2 separate regions of the Homo sapiens genome follow, and region 1 is linked to region 2. The links are chromatin loops, found by intact Hi-C in ENCODE. Cell type or tissue: A673. All regions are shown on one strand. Links, peaks and the distances in the headings refer to the core of each region. The heading gives the core; the rest is flanking DNA. Region 1 has its middle 25 kb from the start of TAS2R16. Region 2 has its middle 49 kb from the start of TAS2R16.

The links. Hi-C counts contacts between places; a loop is a spot of excess contacts. Peaks named below come from ENCODE experiments on the same cell type or tissue, not always from the same donor. Only the 100,000 strongest peaks of a DNase experiment are listed, where the experiment ranks them.
Region 1: it touches region 2 in a loop (17-fold over the local background); 1 of 110 quality-filtered maps calls a loop at or near these places.

What each region holds. Positions count from the first base shown.
Region 1 is chr7:122,968,030-122,973,430 of GRCh38, reverse strand. No RefSeq gene overlaps it. Among named protein-coding and RNA genes, the nearest start is that of TAS2R16, 25 kb to the left of the region's middle. In A673, for the core only: no CTCF peak of the experiment used is centred there; DNase peaks (open chromatin) are centred at 2,310 and 2,680; H3K4me3 peaks cover 2,602 bases; H3K27ac peaks cover 5,000 bases.
Region 2 is chr7:123,041,524-123,046,924 of GRCh38, reverse strand. No RefSeq gene overlaps it. Among named protein-coding and RNA genes, the nearest start is that of TAS2R16, 49 kb to the right of the region's middle. In A673, for the core only: no CTCF peak of the experiment used is centred there; DNase peaks (open chromatin) are centred at 2,644 and 3,074; H3K27ac peaks cover 2,266 bases.

The sequences.
Region 1 (5,401 bases), core at 268-5,267, 73 kb after region 2:
TCAAATGCAGCCTTTGAAGAAAAAGAAAATTAGAGCAAGACATTTTAATTCATTTACTAACATTTCTAGAAAAATATTTGCCAATGTCAAAAATAGTCTTTCTAATTAAATTTCATCTGGTTTCCAAATATGTACTATGATTTTCTAGTTTGAAAGGTATATAGTATGAAGCTTATTTTTATTTCTTGAACACGGACTGCATATGTAGTAACAGTAGATAGAGGAAGTATTAAGGAAAGGCATACATTGTGGATTATCAACTAAATAGTACAAAAATTTCTTTAAAGGCAAAAATAAGCATGTTACTTACAGTAATGGGGTTAATATCAAGAGAATCTATTAAAATTTGAAAGTATCATTTCTCTTAATAAATTTTGCAGAGCTCTTGTTCTTTTAAAGCCTTGTGCATATATAACGTGGATAAAAACTAAAACTAAGCTACATTTTGAGATATAAAAGCCAAAGAAAAAAGATTAAGAAGAAAATACATCAAAATGTTGATGATATTATTCGTTGTCTTAATGGTAGGTTGCAACTGATTTTTGCTTATCTTGCCATTTCTCTATTTTCCAAATTTTCAACAATAAATACATATTACTTACATAATCAGGAGGTGGGGGGAGAACTTGGATAAACAGAGAAAAATATATGAAAAGAAAGCTCTCTTGACCAGTTTTAATTCCCAGGCTCTCTAATGCCCCACATCCTTTCTCATTAATTTTTAGTCATTTGAAATGTTTTCATGTCTCTCCTGACAACACAATCAGCTACTCTACAATAGTCCAATTTATTCTAGGTTCTAGGTTATTCCTGAACACAAGGTTTCTCAAAAAGTAAACTGGCCTATATATTTCAGCTTTCTTTGATTTCTAAAAATAATCTCTGTGTTTCTCCATAACTTTTTGCCTCTAGCTTATCCTAACCTAAAGCTACCTGGCTTTGCCTACCTTTTCTATCCTCCTCTTCCCCTACCAGGAGATACAAACCTCAGTTCCCCAATGTTCATGATTTGAAAAGCAGGTTAAATCGTGATTCAACATATCTGTGTGGAATTACAATCTACTTTCCCAGGCTGTTTTCCTCACAGGCTAGCTGATGTCGGCCAGAGGAGTGACAGAACTTTCACTGTCTCTAGTTAAGGGGAATGTGACATTGAATGTCATTGTTCACCCTGGAATAGTATAGCCCAGGCCCTCCACACTGTTGCCCAGGTTACAAGTTGATCTGCATGAAACATATAATGTCCACGAAACTAAGGATCCTGCAGAGCCAATCATTTAAGGGGACAAATCATATAAGAAAAGAAAGCTGTTCGTAGAGTGTTCGTGCTTTCATTCTTAGAAGAAAGGCTAATTTCAAAACTACAACCTCGTGGAGACAGGGAAGGTGACAGGAAAGGGCAGATAATGGTTTGCTTTTTACTAAAACATAAATATTTTATATATGAAAACTGAAACCAGCTTCTGCTCTGGTGTTTGGGTTTTATTCTCTAGCTAACATTTGCTTTTTCAAATTTTAGCAGTAATATTATAATACAACAGCTTTTCCTAATATTGCTACTGTGCCTCACTCAGCCATCATGGATTACCTCTTTAAATGTTGCTTCAGTTACATATATAGTCATTATTAATATTTCAGGCATATGTTTTACAAATTATTTCCCATATTTAAATTCTTAGTGGAACAAAATAGTCCCTGGTCCTCTTTTCCTACCTATATGGGGGAAGGGTGGGGATCAGAGAGAGAAAATTATTATAAGCTAAGGTCAGGGTCACAAGTAAAGTGTTCATTCCCATCTGAAAAATATATTTCAGTCAATTGTTTGGTTAAACAATTCTAAGAGCATAAAAAGGTCCTTGTATTTACATGGAACACAGCTTGTATTTACATACAGTTTAAGGTCTTGATGTGTAAACATGAGAAGATGATGCAGTCTCTCCCTCAGGAAATAACACCTACTTCCTTTGTGCTGAGGAACTGGGAAGCTCTCTAGTGTGAAACGAAAAGAATCATTCAAGGGAAGTGTATTAGGTTGTTCTTGTGTTGCTATAAATAAATGCCTGAGTCTAGGTGATTTATAAAGAAAAGAGATTTAATTGGCCCACGGTTCTGCAGACCGGACAAGTATGGTGCTGGCAATGGCTTCTGATGAGGGCCTCAGGAAGCTTACAATCACAGTGGAAGGCAAAAAGGAGCAGGCAGTTCGCAAGGCAAGAGCAGTAGCAAGATGAGGGGAGATGCCACACATTATTAAACAACCAGATCTCACGAGAACACACTAACTATCATGAGGAAGGAAGGAAGGAAGGAAGGAAGGAAGGAAGGAAGGAAGGAAGGAAGGAAGGAAGGAAGGAATATATAGTCGTGGGGTATGGGGCAGGGGAGTAGAATGGCAGGCAGACAGGCTGCTGATTTAAAGTGGATTAACCAACTCTGAAACACAAAGAAATCTGGAGAAACAGTGACTTATATTAAGAAAAACAATTTTAACTTACTATTTGCAGGAGCAGTGGGGAGCAAATATTAGATGTGTGGTCATATCAAAAAAGAATATTAAATTCTATCTTATAAAGCTGGAGCAATCACAACATGTAGTTGAGACTTTTTTTAAAAGGCACAAAAGACAATAAAAGACTGAAAAGAAAATTAAATTGATATTATATCTTCTGAGTCTGTGGACATGGCCAACTGTGCACGGTGCAGCAGGAGCTGGAGGGGATGGGCACTGTGTCAGCATGAAAGAGGTTGGTTACAGCACACTTGGATTTAGAGAGCTTTTGGAAGATGACAACCTGGTTTGGTTATTTTTTTATTTGTCAGAGTGTATTAAATGTTGTTAATTTCATAAAATAAAGAAAAAAGTCAGACAAAGAAAACTGAATATGATAGAGCTTAAGATACTAAAAGAATATCTACAAAGACTGGGAGTGGGATGGGGAAGTTAATTACCAACATTCATTCTGATTCTTCTACCTATATTTTATCAGAGCCTTTGGATCTCCTTTTAAACACAACTTTTCTTTTCCTTGTAACGTCACTCCAAATTTTCCTTATTTCCCTTCCAACTTCTAATATTTTTTCCTCCACTTCTTTTCATCCTCGTTTTCCTTTAATTCCAATTTTTCTTTCCTTAATGCAAGAGATATGCAAAGTATAGAACAAAATGAAAGGGTCATTTAAAAATTAGATGGAGAAAAATTTGCAGCAACATGGCAGAACATTTAGGGTACCAGTTCAAGTCTGTTCCTCCTCTCCTTTGCAAAAACAGGACCAAAAAGAAGGATAAAGAGGAGAGAAGAAGGTGGAGAAGGAAAGAAAGAAATCAAGAGGAGGAATAGAGAGGAGGAAGAGAAGGAAGGAGAAGGAGAACAAGAAAGAAGAAAGAAGGGAATTTCCACAAATAATATCCAGTGACCTGAGCTTGAAACACTCAGGAGTAACTCAGCCAAATTGCTCTCCCTGGGAGTCAAGGGAGAAGCATAAGGGTGGCAATGAGGAAGGTAAGGTATAGTATTACTGTTGAATATAAAACAAAGGGGACAATGTGTAAGTTGGATTGTTAAAATATATAGTCAATGCTTTTAGTGATGAAAGCAAAAGTATGATAATCTATTATAAAAGTTTCTTTTTTTGCCCATTGCTATCAAATGGCATACTAATTAGAAAGCAAAATCATGGTGAAGTGCATTGTTTACAAAACATGTAACAATTTAAATTATAGTACATATAAATTCTTAAATACTGCCCATACAACTTTTAATAATTCAGTTTAGTATGTAGTTGCTAGTTCAGATAAATGGTTTCAGCATAGTTATTTATTAAATAATGAAAGATCATTTATTAAGAAGGCTGGAAGTGGCTAGAAAAATATTCAGGTTGGTTTCTTTTTATATGTTCTTATAATAAATGTGAAAATCCTGTAAGTTTAAGCAAAGATCAGATTTGCAACCTATTTGAACACCAAAAACTAAGGGCTGTAATATTGCCAAACGTTTAGTTTTACTCCATATAATACCATACTATAAGGCTTCACATTTTTAAAAAGTTGATGATTATACCCCCACTGATTTTATGATCATTATGAATCCAATTTTCCTGTGGAATTTCTAAAGAATAAATTTTTAGAGAAGTGGAAATATAATCATTAAATAAAACATATTTTAGAATACATAGTGAAGCTATCAGTAAATTCAATTTATATTAGTAGGACAACTATGCTAGGGCAAACTACTTAAATGGTTTGTAAAGAATAAATGTCTTTTTAAAATGTTTTCTCTAATTCAATCAAAATTGCTAACATCCATTCTTTGTTCAAGACTGTGTATTAGGCAATAAGGTAGATTAAATGTAATAGGTGAGAAACACATACAAATAATTACAAAACCACACTTGCTTTTATGAATGCTTTAATAGTTCAATAGTGCAAAGAGAGAATGGGTGTGGGTGATATGAAAATAATATTGGCAAAATCTGGAAAATCCCCATGGAGAAGCAAGAATCATGCAGTGCTTTCCACAGACATTACAGGAAAAGGAAGTTTCAAGAAGATGGAAAGTAAGGACAAAGTCCCCTAAGTAGAAAAGCTTTTACTCCCAAAGTTTCTTCACTGTATCGATTTGAAATTTGTTCCCCTGTGATCTCAAGCCACTGATATTTCTCCTCTCTCTGGGATCACGCGCACTAAAACTATTCATTGCTTTAAAAGAAAAAGCCATTGTGACATCTTGAGTGATTTACTAAACGTTTCTGTTCCTCACTTTTCAATAGAATCAGGATAATAATAGTATTTGCCTCATAGGTTTGTTTTGAGGTTTGGACTGTTTTATTCATGTTGCATACTCAATACAGTTCTCGGCACATGTACTGAGTTCATTTACATTAGGTGCTCTGAACAGTGCCTAGTTCAGTAATGTTAGCTGTCATTATTATTATCATCATGTCTGTCATCAAAAACAATAAAAAGCCTGTTAAATAAGAAAGCTTTTAATAATTGGTGATTGTATCACTGGGTCTTCTGTAAATACACATCCTCTATCCTTTCTTAACTTATAATTTTAAAAAAACATATTTTTTCCTTTTATTTTTATTTGATACATAAGTATACATATTTATGGGATACAGAATGATATTTCAATACATGTATGTAATGTGTAATGATCAAATCAGGGTAATCAGCATATCTATCATCTCAAACATTTTTCATTTTTTAATGTTAGGAGCATTCAAAATCCTCTCTTCTGGCTTTTTGAAAATATACTTTAAATTATTGTTAATCATATTCACCACACAGTGCTACAGAACTCTAGAACTATTCCTCCCATCTAGCTGTAACTTTATATCTTTTAACCAACCCTTCCTATCTTTCCCTCTCTCTACCTTTCCCAGCCTCTAATAACCACAA
Region 2 (5,401 bases), core at 310-5,309:
ATGGAATAAAACTAGAAGTCAAAAACAAGAGGAATTTTGGAAACTACATATACACATGGAAATTAAACAATATGCTCCTCAATGATGATGGGTCAATGAAGATATTAAGAATGAAATTTTAAAATTTCTGGAAACAAATGATAATGAAAACACAACATATCAAAACCTACTGGATACAGCAAAGACAGTACTAAGAGGAAAGTTTATAGCTCTAAATGCCTACATCAAAAATGTAGAAAAACTTCAAGTAAACAATCTAATGATGCACCTTAAAACACTAGAAAAGGAAGAGCAAATCAAACCAAAGATTAGGAGAAGAAAGGAAATAATAAAGATCAGAGCAGAAATAAATGAAATTAAAGTGAAGAAAACAATACAAAAGATCGGCAAAAACAAAGGTTGATTTTTTGAAAAGACAAACAAAACTGATAAACCTTTAGCCAGACTAAGAAAGAAAAAAGCAAGAAGACCCAAATAAATAAAATCAGAGATGAAAAGGGAGATATTACAATAATATCATAGAAATTCAAATGATATTTGAGGGCATCATTAACAATCTATACTAACAAATTTGAAAACCTAGAAGAAATGGACAAATTCCTAGACATACAACCTACAAAAATTGAACCATGAACAATCCAAACCTGAACAGACCAATAATAAATGTAATAAAATTGAAGCCATACTAAAAAAGTATCCCAGCAAAGAAAAGCCTGGGACTTGATAGTTTCACTGCTGAATTTTACCAAACATTTAAAGAACTAATACCAATCCTCAAATCATTCCAAAAAATGGAATAAGAGGGAATACTTCCAAACTCATTCTATGAGGCCAGTATTACCCGGATAACACCACCAGACGAAGCCACATTAAAAAAATAAAACTACAGACTAACCTCCCTGATGAACAACGATGCAAAAATCCTCAACAAAATACTAGCAAACTGAATTTAACAACACATTAAAAAAATCATTCATCATAATCAAGTGGGATTTACCCCGGGGATGCAAGGGTGGTTTAAAAGTTTAACACCCAATAAAGCAAAAATTGCTTTATTGACTGAGAAATAGTGATGCCTTTCATTGAGTTTAATAATAAAAGATAAGAAAAAAAAAACTTCTGTGACAAGGATGAGTTGAATTGTAGAGTCCCTGCATGTGAAATGCCAGTGGGACATATAAGATTATATGAGATGTCAGTAGAACTATCAAATATTATCATTGGATATATGAGTACTTAAAATCAATTGGTAGAAAGTATAGATCCTATAATTATACTGGTTTAGTTAGAAACACCCTGACTGTGAATAACAAATACGTGATTTTAAAAGATAGGGATTTTTTGTTTCCCATGTAACATGACTAATTTGGATTTGGATATTTCAGGGCTTGATGCTTCAGCCCCAGGATGTCATCAATGACCCAAGCACCCTAGGCCTTTCCAGTCTTCTATTCTTTCTGGTGGTTTGTAATTTTAAGGTCACCATAAGGTCATAAAGTAGTTGTTTTAATTCTACACCAAAGCATCCACATCCCATGAAGGAAGAAGGAGGAAGAGAGCAGGACAAAGTTACATACTAGTAGAGTTTAGTCCTTCTTTCAAAGAGATTTTCCAGAGATCTTATCCAATAACTTCTATCCATACCTCTCTGGTTAAAACTATGAAATGTGGCTGCTTTTACCTGCAAAGGAGTCTTATGTTAGGCACATTGCTATTCCAACTAAATCAAAGTTCTTTTAGAGCAGAAAAGCAAGAAATCAAATGCTGGTTGCATTACTGGTAGTGCCTGCACTGTCCCCTATGTTCAACCTACATATATTAAAAAAAGAAAAATTCATTTGAAGGTTTATTTTAAGGACATGCTTTTCACCATTATATAATTTTTTTTGCACTTTCCAAAGCAATTTTACCTATATTTTTCTCATTTGTTCTTCACAACAACCTCGTGAAATCAGTGGACAGTAATGTTTTCCCAGTTATCTTAAAGAAGCAACAGAAAAACCTGGTTAGTAAGCAGTTAAAATAAAACTAGAAGCCCAATTTTATAAAATCAGAGCTTTTGATTGTAAAAACAAACAATTCTAATTTTTAACTGAATTGACAGGATGTTTTTAATATTACATAAGCACAGTTTTTCCACCCTTCAGAAAGTACAGAAATTATAGCAGTTTATTTCCAAATTGATATCAAAAAGGAGTCTACAATTTGCCTAAGTCACTCAAAAGCCAGTATTAGAAAGACATCCAAAGTCTCTTCAAGCAGATGCCAATCAAATATGTTTTGGAGTAAGGGGATAGCAAGAGAATGGATAATCAGTTTCTCTGTTCTCTCTGACTCCTTTATTTCCATATACTCCTTACTGTGATGAGGAGGGTCTTTGGTAAGACAGAGACTTCATTTGCTTCGTAACATGTTGCCATGAGATAAAATTGAACATGTGAGGCCAGGCGTGGTGGCTCATGCCTGTAATCCCAGCACTTTGGGAGGGAGAGGGGATGGATCACCTGAGGTCAGGAGTTCGAGACCAACCTGACCAACATGGTGAAATCTGTCTCTACTAAAAATACAAAAATTAGCTGGGTGTGGTGGTGAGTGTCTGAAATCCCAGCCCCTCGGGAGGCTGAGACAGAATCTCTTGAACCTGGGAGGCAGAGCTGACAGTAAGCCGAGATCGCAGCACTGCACTGCAGCCTGGGCGACAGAGTGAGACTTTGTCTCAAGAAAGAAAGAAGGAAAGAAAGAGAAAGAAAGAAAGAGAGAGAAGGAAGGAAGGAAGGAAGGAAGGAGGAAGGAAGGAAGGAAGGAAGGAAAGAAGGGAGGGAGGGAGGGAGGGAGGGAGGGAAGGAAGGAAGGAAGGAAGGAAGGAAGGAAGGAAGGAAGGAAGGAATTGAACATGTATATGGTAGATGGCCCATTCTGGGAAGGAAGGAAGGAAGGAATGAAGGCAGGAAGGAAGGAAGGAAGGAAGGAAGGAAGGAAGGAAGGAAGGAAGGAAGGAAGGAAGGAAGGAAAGAACTGAGCATGTATATTGTAGATGACCCATTCTGAAGAGACTAGGAAAAAAGAAGCCTCTTTCTTTGAGGAATGGTAAGAACCTATCAGTCTCTGACATGGCAATTGTCAGTAACCCTGACCTCAGAGACCCTGAAACTGCCCACAGAATGAAACTGGACCCTATAAGAGTATCAGAAGGCTAGAGAAGACAGATGACAATCTGGAGGAAGAGGAGGGCAGAAACTAGAGAAAGAGGATATCCTTATAGGAGACTGACTGTATCTAACAGTAAGGCAACTTGATGTAAAGTAATTTTGCTCACCTATGTGGCTCCATTTGCATCTGTATCAGCTAGTCAAAAATCTGCTCTCTTTCTCATAATGGACTGTGCTCAAATTCATTTCTGGATGTTGTGAACAGGAATACATTTATTTGTGGTAATAAAATAATAAATTTATGAAAATAGTTTTCAAGTATTGTTTGAATTATAAATTGCACTAGTGGTCATACCTATCTAGTAATGCCTCCTCTTCATAGTTCTGCACATCAAAAGAAAATACAGGTATTGATGCAACCAATCCATATTATGTATATATGGGTGTGTGTATATCTATCTATCTAGATAGATAGATATATCTATCCATATAGATATATATCTATATCTATCCATATATATCTATATCTATATCTATCTATCCATATATATCTATATCTATCTATCCATATAGATATATATCTATATCTATATCTATCTATCCATATAGATATATATCTATATCTATATCTATCCATATAGATATATATCTATATCTATCCATATAGATATATATCTATATCTATCCATATAGATATATATCTATATCTATCCATATAGATATATATCTATATCTATCCATATAGATATATATCTATATCTATCCACATAGATATATATCTATATCTATCTATCCACATAGATATATATCTATATCTATCTATCCACATAGATATATATCTATATCTATCTATCCACATAGATATATATCTATATCTATCTATCCACATAGATATATATCTATATCTATCTATCCACATAGATATATATCTATATCTATCTATCCACATAGATATATATCTATATCTATCTATCCACATAGATATATATCTATATCTATCTATCCACATAGATATATATCTATATCTATCTATCCACATAGATATATATCTATATCTATCTATCCACATAGATATATATCTATCTATCCACATAGATATATATCGATATCTATCCACACAGATATATATCGATATCTATCCACATAGATATATATCGATATCTATCCACATAGATATATATCTATATCTATCCACATAGATATATATCTATATCTATCCATATAGATATATATCTATATCTATCTATCCATATAGATATATATCTATATCTATCTATCCATATAGATATATATCTATATCTATCTATCCATATAGATATATATCTATATCTATCTATCCATATAGATATATATCTATATCTATCTATCTAGATAGATCTATATATATCTATGTAGATCTATATAGATATATATAGATATTTACAGATATATACAGATACATGTAGATATATATACAGATATATATATATATATATATAGAGAGAGAGAGAGAGAGAGAGAGAGCATACACATTTTGGTCGAAGAAGGAAATAGAAAAAATGGAACATTTCACCCTTTTTGCAGACTATAGGACCTGGATTATTTTTTGTTTGCTACATACATGTTAGCAACATTAATCTCCAGGTCTAAGGTTATAGCCACCTTGTCATGCTACCTGCATATCAGAGGTGCTTTCCAGCTGATGATTAATTTAAGCATCTTAATATATCTTGGAGAGTTATTTAAACAGATCAAGACACGAACTTATGACAACATAAGGAGACACAAGATGAGAAATAGAACTGGAATATTCTCCACTGTCTTGGTCAAATTAGAGCTCCAGTATTTTCTCCAAAATTTTTCAGAAGTTCATCAGTATCCATAGGAGGTCAGAGAAAGTTAAAACGAAATATAAAATAGAGAAGTATTGCTTGGAGGCCTTTTGGTTCTAGAAAAATAAAAAGACGTGACTATGGATGCAACCTCCTTTCCTGATGATCTTTCTTTACTTTTATCCATTCCTTGAGTTTGCTGATACATATGCTTTGTATAAGTCAATTATCTTGGTTTATAGTTTTGTCATTCTCATGACCAAATGTTAGTACAATGACAAAATTTGCTACATATTGCATTTCCATCCAGAAAACATTTTGATATTCCTGGCCAAAGCAATTGCCCATTATATAAAAGTCATTTATTACAATAATGATTATTAAATAAACTGATCAACTTTTGACATTTCTGCTTTAAAAACATCATTTCCACCAATCACA